Linked DNA regions of Homo sapiens: region 1 is linked to region 2. Evidence: read pairs that join two places in POLR2A ChIA-PET (ENCODE). Cell type or tissue: MCF 10A. All regions are shown on one strand. Links, peaks and the distances in the headings refer to the core of each region. The heading gives the core; the rest is flanking DNA. Region 1 has its middle 24 kb from the start of MED18. Region 2 overlaps PHACTR4 (phosphatase and actin regulator 4).

What was found. Peaks named below come from ENCODE experiments on the same cell type or tissue, not always from the same donor. Only the 100,000 strongest peaks of a DNase experiment are listed, where the experiment ranks them.
Region 1: POLR2A ChIA-PET joins it to region 2 with 5 read pairs; 2 of 35 experiments call an interaction of 5 or more read pairs at or near these places.

The regions. Positions count from the first base shown.
Region 1 is chr1:28,302,088-28,307,469 of GRCh38, forward strand. No RefSeq gene overlaps it. Among named protein-coding and RNA genes, the nearest start is that of MED18, 24 kb to the right of the region's middle. In MCF 10A, for the core only: no CTCF peak of the experiment used is centred there; no DNase peak of the experiment used is centred there.
Region 2 is chr1:28,389,429-28,394,810 of GRCh38, forward strand. The region is part of intron 1 of PHACTR4 (phosphatase and actin regulator 4); the gene reads left to right. Among named protein-coding and RNA genes, the nearest start is that of PHACTR4, 22 kb to the left of the region's middle. In MCF 10A, for the core only: no CTCF peak of the experiment used is centred there; a DNase peak (open chromatin) is centred at 2,763.

The sequences.
Region 1 (5,382 bases), core at 76-5,075, 87 kb before region 2:
AAACAGAGAATTCAGGTCCTTGATAAAATCTTGGAGCTACTGAAAGAACCAATTCTAGAGCTTCTCTATTTTGGGGCTTCTTAATATAAGACGTAATAAATTTTTCTTAAATAATTCTGACATATTTTATTTCTAGTAATTTATTGAGGTAAAATCCACATAACCATAAAGTTAACTTTTGGGGGAGGGGTATGATAGGGTCTCACTCGGTTGCCCAGGCTGGAGTGCCATGGCACAATCATAGCTCATTGCAGCCTCAAACTCCTGGGCTCAAGCAGTCCTCCGATCCCAGCCTCCTTAGTAGTTAGAAATACAGGCACACATCACCAAGCCCAACTAATTAAAATTAACCATTTTGGCCACGTGCAGTGGCTCATGCCTGTCATCCCAACACTTTAGAAGGTCGAGGAGGGAGGATCACTTGAAGCCAGGAGACCAACCTGAAGAGCAAAACAAGATCCGTTGCAAAAAAAAAAAAAAGCCAGGCATGGTGTCATGCACCTGTAGTTCCAGCTACTTGGGAGGCTGAGGCAGGAGGATCCCTTAAGCCTAGGAGTTTGAAGCTGCAGTGAACTAAGATCTCACCACTGCACTCCAGCCTGGGCAGCAGAGTGAGATTCTGTCTTAAAAAATAAATTAACCATTTTAAAGTAAACAATTCAGGGGTCTTTAGTACAGTCACAATGCTGTGCAACCACCACCTCTATCTAGTTCCAAAACATTTTCATTATTCCACCAATTTGCATTTTGTCCCTGTAGATTTATCTTTTTTTTTTTTTTTTTTTTCTCGAGACAGAGTCTCACTCTGTTGCCCAGGCTGGAGTGCAGTGGTGCGATCTTAGCTCACTGCAACCTCAGCCTCCCAGGTTCACGGGATTCTGGTGCCTGAGCCTCCAGAGTAGCTGGGATTACAGGCATGTGCCACCACACCCAGCTAATTTGTGTATTTTTAGTAAAGACGGGGCTTCACCATGTTGGCCAAGCTGGTCTTGAACTCCCGGCCTCAAGTGATCTGCCTGCCTTGGCCACCCAAAGTGCTGAGATTACAGGTGTAAGCCACCACGCCGGCCTGATTTATCTATTCTGAATGCCTCATATAAATAGAATTACGCAGTGTATGATCTCTTGTGCCTGTCTTCCTTCATTTAGCATAAAATTTTTTGAGGCTTATTTAGATCATAGCAGGTATCAGCACTTCATTCTTTTTTATGTCTAAACAATATTCTTTTGTATGTATTTGCTACAATTTGTGTATGAGCCATCCATTGATGGACACTTTGGCTATTTTGACTAGTGCTGCTATGAAAAAGTGTGTACAAATAATTGTTGGAGTACATTTTTCCAATTATTTCAGGTGTATGCCTAGGAATGGAATTGCAGGGTTATATGGTAATTCTATGTTTAACTTTTTTTTTTTTTTTTTTTGAGACGGAGTCTCTCTCGCCCAGGCTGGAGTACAGTGGGGCCATCTTGGCTCACTGAAACTTCTGCCTCCCGGGTTCAAGCGATTCTCGTGCCTCAGCCTCCCGAGTAGCTGGGACGATAGGCACACACCACCACACCCAGCTAATTTTTGGTATTTTTTTTTAGTAGAGCCCAGCTTCCATGAGGTCAAACTCCTGACCTCAAGTGATCTGCCCACCTCAGCCTCCTAAAGTGCTGGGATCACAGGTGTGAGCCACTGTGTCTGGCCGTCTATGTTTAACTTCTTGAGAAACTGCTCAAATGTTTTCCACAGAGGCTGAGCCATTTGGCCTTCCCACCAGCAGTTATTATTATTATTATTTTAATTGTTAAAGCCATCCTAATGCATTTGAAGTGGTACTTCATTGTTGTTGATTTTGTTTTTACTTGCAGCTAAAAACATATAAATTGATACAGGTGTTAAAAGTGGTAGAATTATGGTTGTTTAAAATATTTTCTTCATTTTGATTATCTATATTTTGTAATTTTTCTGTAATCATACTAATATTTATTAGGTTCTTACAGTGTATCAGTACTAACGCTAATATACAATGTACTAAGCATTTTATATACATAATATCACTTATTTCTTATTTCTCACAACAAATCTATAAGACAAGTAAAAACTAAGGGACAGGGAGGAAAAGCAACTTACTCCAGGACACACAGCATGTTTTAAGCATAGGGTCTAGGATTTTTTCCTAATTAAACTTTTAATTTTGAGATAATTATAGCTTCACATGCAGCTATAAGAAATAATATAGGCCAGGCAAGGTGGCTCACGCCTGTAATCCCAGCACTTTGGGAGGCTGAGGTGGGCTCATTTGAGCCCAGGAGTCATAGACCAGCCTGGGCAGCATAGGGAGACTCCATCTCTACAAAAAATGTTTTAAAATGAGCCAGGAGTGGTGGCACGCGCCTGTGTTCTTAGCTACTTGGGAGGGTGAGGTGGGAGGATAGCTTGAGCCCAGGAGGCCGGGGCTGCAGTGAGCCATGATTGTGCCACTGCACTCCAGCTTCGGTGACAGAATAAGACCCTGTTTCAAAAAAGGAAGGAAGGAAGGAAGGGAGGGAGGGAGGGAGGGAGGGAACAAAGAGATCCTGTGTACTCTTTACCTAGTTTCCCCCGATGGTAACTTCTTGAAAAAATACAACACAGTATCACAACCAAGATATTCACATTGATACAGTCAAGACACAGAGTATTTCCAACACTACCAGGATTCCTCATATTGACCTTTCAATAGCCAACCCCACTTCCTCCTGCCTCTACCTCCTCCTTTACACTGGTAATTCTGTCTCCATTTTTATAATTTTGTCATTTCAAGAATTTTATATAAATAAATCATACAGTGTTTAATCTTTTGAGACTGGCTTTTTTTCACTCATCATGATTCTCTGGAAATTCATCCAGATTGTTCCAAGTATTCATATTTGTTCTCTCTCTTTTTTTTTTTTTTTTTTTTGAGACAGGGTCTGGCTTTGTCACCCAGGCTGGAGTGCAGTAGCGCAATCAGAGCTCACTGGCATCACCGACCTCTCTGCCTCAAGTGATCCTGCCACTTCAGCCTCCCGAGTAGCTGGGACTACAGGTGTGTGCCACCATGCCCAGCTAATTTTTGTAATTTTTTGTACAAGTGGAGTCTCCCTGTGTTGCTCAGGCTGGCCTTGAGCTCCTGGGCTCAAGTGATCCTCCCACCTCAGCCTCCCAAAGTGTTGAGATTACAGGCATGAGCCACAATGCCCGGCCTCGTTTCTTTTTATTTCTGGGTAATACTCCATGCTGAGTGGTATTCTGTGGATGTACCATGGTTTGTTTAACCATCCACCTATTGAAGAACATCTGGATTGTTTCCAGTTTGGGGATACTACCAATAAAACTGCTTTAAACATTCAACTACAGGTTTTTGTCTTAATGTAAGTCTTCATTTCTCTGGGATAAATGCTCAGGATTGCAATTGCCAGGTTGTATGGTAGCTGTGTGATTCTTTTTTTTTTTTTTTTTTTTTTTTTTGAGATGGAGTTTTACTTTTGTCGCCCAGGCTGGAGTGCAATGGCAGGATCTTGGGTCACTGCAACCTCCTTCTCCTGGGTTCAAGCGATTCTTCTGCCTCAGCCTCCTGAGTAGCTGGGATTACAGGCTCCCACCACCACTCCCAGCTAATTTTTGTATTTTTACTAGAGATGGGGTTTCACCATGTTGGCCAGGCTGGTCTCAAACTCCTGACCTCAGGTGATCCACCTCCCTCAGCCTCCCAAAGTGCTGGGATTACAGGCACAAGCCACTGTACCCGCCTATGCGGTTCATTTTTTAAGAAACTGACAGGCTAGCCACGGTGGCTCACGCCTGTAATCCCAGCACTTTGGGAGGCCGAGGCAGGTGGATCACCTGAGGTCAGGAGTTCAAGACCAGCCTGGCCAACATGGTGAAACCCCGTCTCTACTAAAAATACAAACGTTAGCCGGGCATGGTGGTGAACGCCTGTAATCCCAGCTACTCAGGAGGCTGAGGCAGGAGAATCACTTGAACCTGGGAAGCACAGGTTGCGGTGAGCCAAGATTCCGCCACTGCACTCCAGTCTGGGCGATAGAGCGAGACTCTGTCTTAAAAAAGAAAAAGAAAAAGAAACTGACAAAGTTTTCCAGAGTGCAGGGCCCAGGATTTTAATCACACTATTCTACTGCTTATAAATTAACCTATAAAATCTTTTATTTTTAAAAGAATAAAAAGAAATTTTCTTCCTGTTATGGCTGTGATGAACTTTAGTAAGCATACAGTAAACAAAACAAAACAAAACAAAACAAAAAAAAAAACAGCAATATAAGTTATTTTTTATTTTAAAAACTCTTCACAGGACACTTACACATTGAAATACATACAGCCAAGGGCTGCTGAGCTGTTGGCCTTCCGGAAGCTTAAGCACTTCATCTTTTCTCTGGCATGTGGTCTCTGTGGGTCCTCAGATGCCAGGATCACATGTTCGCTGCTCACTGAGCTCTTAGGAAGCCCCTGTGCTACCCTGTAGGCAGAAATTATCCTTTTTGAATCAGGTAAGTAACAGAAACCTCCTCAGCTTTAAGCTAGAAAGGGAACTCTCTTTCTGAAGGTACAGGAGGTGCAGCTGACCCATGCAAAGGACTGGAGTTAGGAAATGGAGAGTTCTGCAGATCCAATCAGCCAGCCCAGGGGGCCAGTCCCATGGTGCAAGTGTAGTTGCAGGCAAACAAAATAAGATCTTGGGCTCAGGAGTCCAACAACTTGAGTTGAAATCCTGGTTCTACCACTTACAAGCCATGTGACCCTAGGCAAGTTACTTAACCTCTCAGACCCCAGTTTCCTTATCTTAAAATGGGGTAATAAGCCTGGGCAACATAGTGAGACTTTGTGTCTCTCTAAAAAAAAAAAAAAATTTAGCCAGGCATGGTGGCACCCACCTATGGTCCCAGCTACTTGGGAGGCGGAGGTGAGAGGAACACTTGAGCCAGGGAGCTTGAGGCTGCAGTGAACCATGATTGCACCACTGCGCCCCACCAGGGTGACAGAGCAAGACCCTGTCTAAAATAAAATAAAATAAAATAAATAAAATAAAATAGAATGGGGTAATAATTGCATCTACAGTATTAGGTTCATATGGAGATTAATGAGTTGATGCATATAAAAAATGCTTTAAAGGAGTCAGGCAGGCCGGGCGCAGTGGCTCATGCCTGTAATCCCAGCACTTTGGGAGGCCGAGGCGGGCGGATCACCTGAGGTCGGAAGTTCGAGACCAGCCTGACCAACATGGAGAAACCCCGTCTCTACTAAAAATATAAAATTAGCTGGGCATGGTGGTGCATGCCTGTAATCCAAGCTACTCAGGAAGCCGAGAGAGGAGAATCGCTTCAACCCAGGAGGCAGAGGTGGCGGTGAGCCAAGAT
Region 2 (5,382 bases), core at 71-5,070:
AAAGGGAACCCTCATGCACTGTTGGTGGAAATGTAAATTTGTATACTACTTTTTTTTTTTTTTTTTTTGAGACACAGTCTCGCTCTGTTGCCAGGCTGGAGTGCAGTGACGCAATCTCGGCTCACTGCAACCTCCGCCTCCCAGGTTCAAGCGATTCTCCTGCCTCAGCTTCCCGAGTAGCTGGGACGACGGGCGCGTGCCACCACGCCCAGCTAATTTTTGTATTTTTAGTAGAGATGGGGTTTCACTGTGTTGGCCAAGATGGTCTTGATCTCTTGACCTCGTGATCGCCTGCCTCGGCCCCCCACCAAGTTTTGGGATTACAGGCGTGAGCCACCGCGCCTGGCCTGTACACTACTGTTCTATGGAAAACAGTATGGAGATTCCTCAAAAAATTGAAAATAGGATTATCATACAATTCAGCAATTCCACTACTGGGTATATATCCAAAGGAAATGAAATCAGTATGTTGAGGTATCTGTACGCTCATGTTCATTGCAGCATTATTCACAAGAGCCAAGATACAGAATCAGTGTTAAGTGTCCATCAGTAGATGAATGGATAAAGAAAATTTGGTATATATACACAACGAAATACTATTCAGCCTTGAAAAAGAAGGGAATCTTGTCATTTGGGACAACATGGATGAACTTAGAGGATATTACATTAAGTGAAGTCAGCCAGGCACAGAAAGACAAATGCTGCATGCTCTTATTTTGTTGTTACAGACAGGGTTTTTTGCTGCTGTGTTGCCCAGGCTGGAGTACGGTGGCTATTCCCAGGTGCAATCATAGCACACTATAGCCTCGAAGTCCCTCCTGGTATCAAGCGATCCTCCTGCCTCAGCCTTCTGAGTTGGTGGGACTACAGGCAGGTGCCACCATGGCTGGCCACATGCTTTTACTTATATATGGAATCTAAAATGTCAAACTCAATCTTACAATTCTCATATACCTATATTAACACCACCAAGGCTGTGGCTACCATTAGCAACAGGAGCATTAAATATCTGTTGGGTAAACTGTAGACCAAGGCTTTTAGTATTACAGAATATAATTCTAATAAAAATTCCAGGCTGGGGCAGGGCATGGTGGTTCATGCCTGTAATCCCAGCACTTTGGGAGGTCGAGGCGGGTGGATCACCTGAGGTCAGGAGTTTGAGACCAGCCTGGCCAACATGGTGATACCCCTATCTCTACTAAAAGTACAAAAAAATTAGCCGGGCGTGGTGGCCCATACCTGTAATCCCACATACTCAGGAGGCTGAGGCAGGAGAATCACTTGAACCCCAGGGGTGGAGGTTGCAGTGAGCCGAGATCACGCCACTGCGCTCCAGCCTGGGCAACAGAAAGAGACTGCATCTCAAAAAATAGAAAAAATTCCAGGCTGGGCGCAGGTGGTTCAAGCCTGTAACACAGCATTTTGCTAGGTGGAGGCAGGCGGATTGCTTGAGCCTAGGAGTTTGAGACCAGCCTGGGCAACATGGTGAAATCCCATCTCTACAAAAAATACGAAAACTAGCTGGGTGTGTTGGTGTGCACCTGTAGTCCCAGCTACTTGGGAGGCTGAGGTGGGAAGATCTCACCTGAGCCCAGGGAGGTTGAGGCTGTAGTGAGCCGTGATTGTGCCACTGCATTCCAGCCTGGGCGACAAGAGTGAGACCCTGTCTAAAAACAGTAAATAAAAATAGGACAGGCTCAGTGGTTCATGCCTGTAATCCCAGCACTTTGGGAGGCCGAGGCAGGCGGATCATGAGGTCAGGAGATGGAGACCATCCTGGCTAACATGGTGAAACCCCGTCTCTACTAAAAATACAAAAAATTAGCCGGGCGTGGTGGTGGGCACCTGTAGTCCCAGCTACTCGGGAGGCTGAGGCAGGATAATGGTGTGAACCCGGAAGGCAGAGGTTGCAGTGAGCTGAGATCAAGCCATTGCACTCCAGCCTGGGCTACAGAGGGAGATTCTGTCTCAAAAAATAAATAAATAAAATAATAATAATAATAATAAAGTAAAACTCATAGAAGCAGAGAATAAAATGGTGGTTACCAGGAGCTGGGTGGGAGTGGAGATTGGGAAGGTGTTGGTCAAAGGATATAAAATTTCTGTTAGACAGAAGGAATAAGCACAAGAAATCTGTTGTACAACATAGTGACCTTAGTAAAAATATATTCTTTTTTTTTTTTTTTTTTTTTTTGAGACAGAGTTTCACTCTTTTTGGCCAGGGTGGAGTGCAATGGCATGATCTTGGCTCACTGCAACCTCTGCCTCCCAGGTTCAAGCGATTCTCCTGCCTCAGCCTCCCAAGTAGCTGGAATTACAGGCATGCACCACCATGCCCAGCTAATTTTTTGTATTTTTAGTAGAGACGGAGTTTCTCCATGTTGGTCAGGCTGATCTCAAACTCCCAACCTCAGGTGATCTGCCTGCCTAAGCCTCCCAAAGTGCTGGGATTAGAGGTGTGAGCCACCACGCCCGGCCACTAAAAATATATTCTGTACCTGCAAATTGCTGAGAGTAGATTTTAAGTGTTCTCACCACAAAGAAACGTAATTATTTTAGGTAATGGATATGTTCATTAGTTTGATTTAGCCATTCCACAGTCTTCACATACAGTAGCGCTCCCCCTTATCCACAGTTTTGCTTTCTGTGGTTTTAGTTACCCAAGATCAGCCATGGTCTGAAGATATGAAAAAGAAATTCCAGCAACAAACAATTCATTAGTTTTAAACAGCATGCCATTCTGAGTAGTGTGATGAAATCTCTCTTGCCGTCCTGCGTATGTCATGAATCATCTCTTTGCTCGGTGTCTCCACACTGAGTCTGCTACATGCCCTTTAGTAGCAGACTTGGTTGTCAAATTAACTCAGGCTATTGCAGGGCTCGTGTTCAAGTAACCCTTATTTTACTTAATAATGGCCCCAAAGTGCAAGAGTAGTGATGCTGGCAATTTGGATATACCAAGGATAAATTCCTTTTTCTTTTTTTTTTTTTTGAGACAGACTCTTGCTCTGTTGCCCAGACTGGAGTTCAGTGGCCCCATCATTGCTCACTGCAACCTCCACCTCCTGAGCTCAAACAATCCTTGCACCTCAGCCTCCAGAGTAGCTGGGATTACAGATGTGCATCACCATGCCTGGCTAATTTTTGTATTTTTTGTAGAGATGAGGTTTTGCCATGTTACCTCGAACTCCTGGGCTCAAGTGATCCACCCACCTCAGCCTCCCAAAGTGCTGGGATTACAGGTGTGAGCCACCACTCCCAGCCAAGAAGCTATTAAGTGTATCCTTTAAGCAAAAAGATGAAAGTTCTAGACTTACTAAGGAAAAAAAAATCTTATGCCAAGATTGCTAAAATCTATAGTAAAAATGATTTTTTTTTTGTTTTTTATGAACCCTGCATATTGTATTTGAAAGAATGAATTTTCTATCTGTGAAATTGTGAAGACGAAAAAAGAAAATTGTGCTAGTTTTGCTGTTGTACTCCACATTGCAGAAGTTACAATCACAGTGCACAGTAAGTTCCTAGTGAAGATGGAAAAGACACTAAATTTGTGGGTGGGAGACATGAACAAAAACGTACTTTGATTGAGTGCAATTGGATTCAGTACTGTCCATTGTTTCAGTTATCCACTGGGGGCTTTGGAATGTATCCCTCAAGGATAAGAGAGGACTACTGTATTTCTGAATGTCATTTTACACACCGTAACTATATATAATTTTTGTCAGTTAAACAAAATATGGCACAATCTCTTTTAAGCTATTGGTGATACCAATAAGATTGGGAATTTTACTAACAATCTTTTACATACTTTACCTTCTTAAATAAAATTAGGTAAGAGATAGGACTTCTGGGACAACATCTTTATATACTTGGGAGAAGGGTTCATCCTTCCACTATGGCAACACTAATTTATTGGTAAATGCAAACCACTATAGTAGGCTCATTCTATTAAATGAATGCACTGCATAATAACACTTCTGTCAATGCTGGACTGCACAAATGATGGTGGTCTTGTAAGGTTAAAATGGAGCTGAAAAATTCCTATTGCCTGGTGATGTAGCCATCATGATGTTATAGCACAATGCATTACTCACGTTTGTGGTAATGCTGGTAGTAAACAAACCTGTGCTGGCAGTCATATAAAACTATAGCACATACAATTATGTATAGTATATAATACTTGATAATAAATGACTATATTACTGGTTTATATATTTACTATACTTTTTAATTGTTAGTGTGTATTCCTTCTACACACACACACACACACATATTTTTATTTTATTTTTATTTTTGAGATGGGGTCTCACTTTGTTGCCCAGGCTGGAGTGCAATGGCACAATTAGGGCTCACTGCAGCCTTGACCTCTCAGGCTCAGGTGATCTTCCCACCTCAGCCTCCCAAGTAGCTGGGACTACAGGCACATGCCACCATACTGGCTAACTTTTTTTTTTTCTTCTTCCCTGTAGAGACAAGGTTTTGCCATGTTGCCCAGACTGGTCTTGAACTCCTGGGCTCAAGCAGTTTGCTCACCTTGGACTCCCAAAGTGCTGTGATTACAGGTGTGAGCCACCTCACCCAGCCTTATTTTTTAAAAAAGTTAACTGTAAAACAGCCTCTGGCAGGTCCTTCAGGAAGTATTCTAGAAGAAGGCACTGTTATCATAGGAGATGACAGCTCCATGCCTGTTAGTACCCCTGAAGACCTTTCAAGAAGTCAAGATGTAGAAGTGGAAGACAGTGATATTCTTGATCCTGTCCCTGTGGAGGCCTAGGCTAATGTGTTGTTAGTGTCTTAGTTTTTAACAAAAAGTTTTAGAAAGTAAAAAAAAAAAAAAAAGAAAGAGGGACGGAGGGAAGGAAAGGAGGGAGGGAGGAAGGAAGAGGGAGGAGAGAGACAGAGCAGAGAGAGAAAGGAAGGAAAGGAAAGGAAGAAAGAAAAAAAGAAAAAAAAGAAAAGAAATCCTCCTGACTTATCATCCTGAATAGCTGGGACAACAGATGTGTCCTACCACACCAAGCTAATTTTTAAAAAATTGTTTTTATGGAGATGGGATCTTGCTATGTTGCCTGGGCTGGTCTCAAGCTCCTGGCCTCAAGTGATCTTCTTGCTTTGACCTACAGAAGCACTAGGATTACAGGTGTGAGCCACCTCTCCTGGCCATCTTTTCTTTTTTTTTTTTTTGGAGATGGAGTTTTGCTCTTGTTGCCCAGGCTGGAGTGCAGTGGCACGATCTCGGCTCACCACAACCTCTGGCTCCCAGGTTCAAGTGATTCTCCTGGCTCAGCCTCCCGAGTAGCTGGGATTACAGGCATGTGCCACCACGCCTGGCTAATTTTGTATTTTTAGTGGAGATGGGGTTTCTCCATGTTGGTCAGGCTG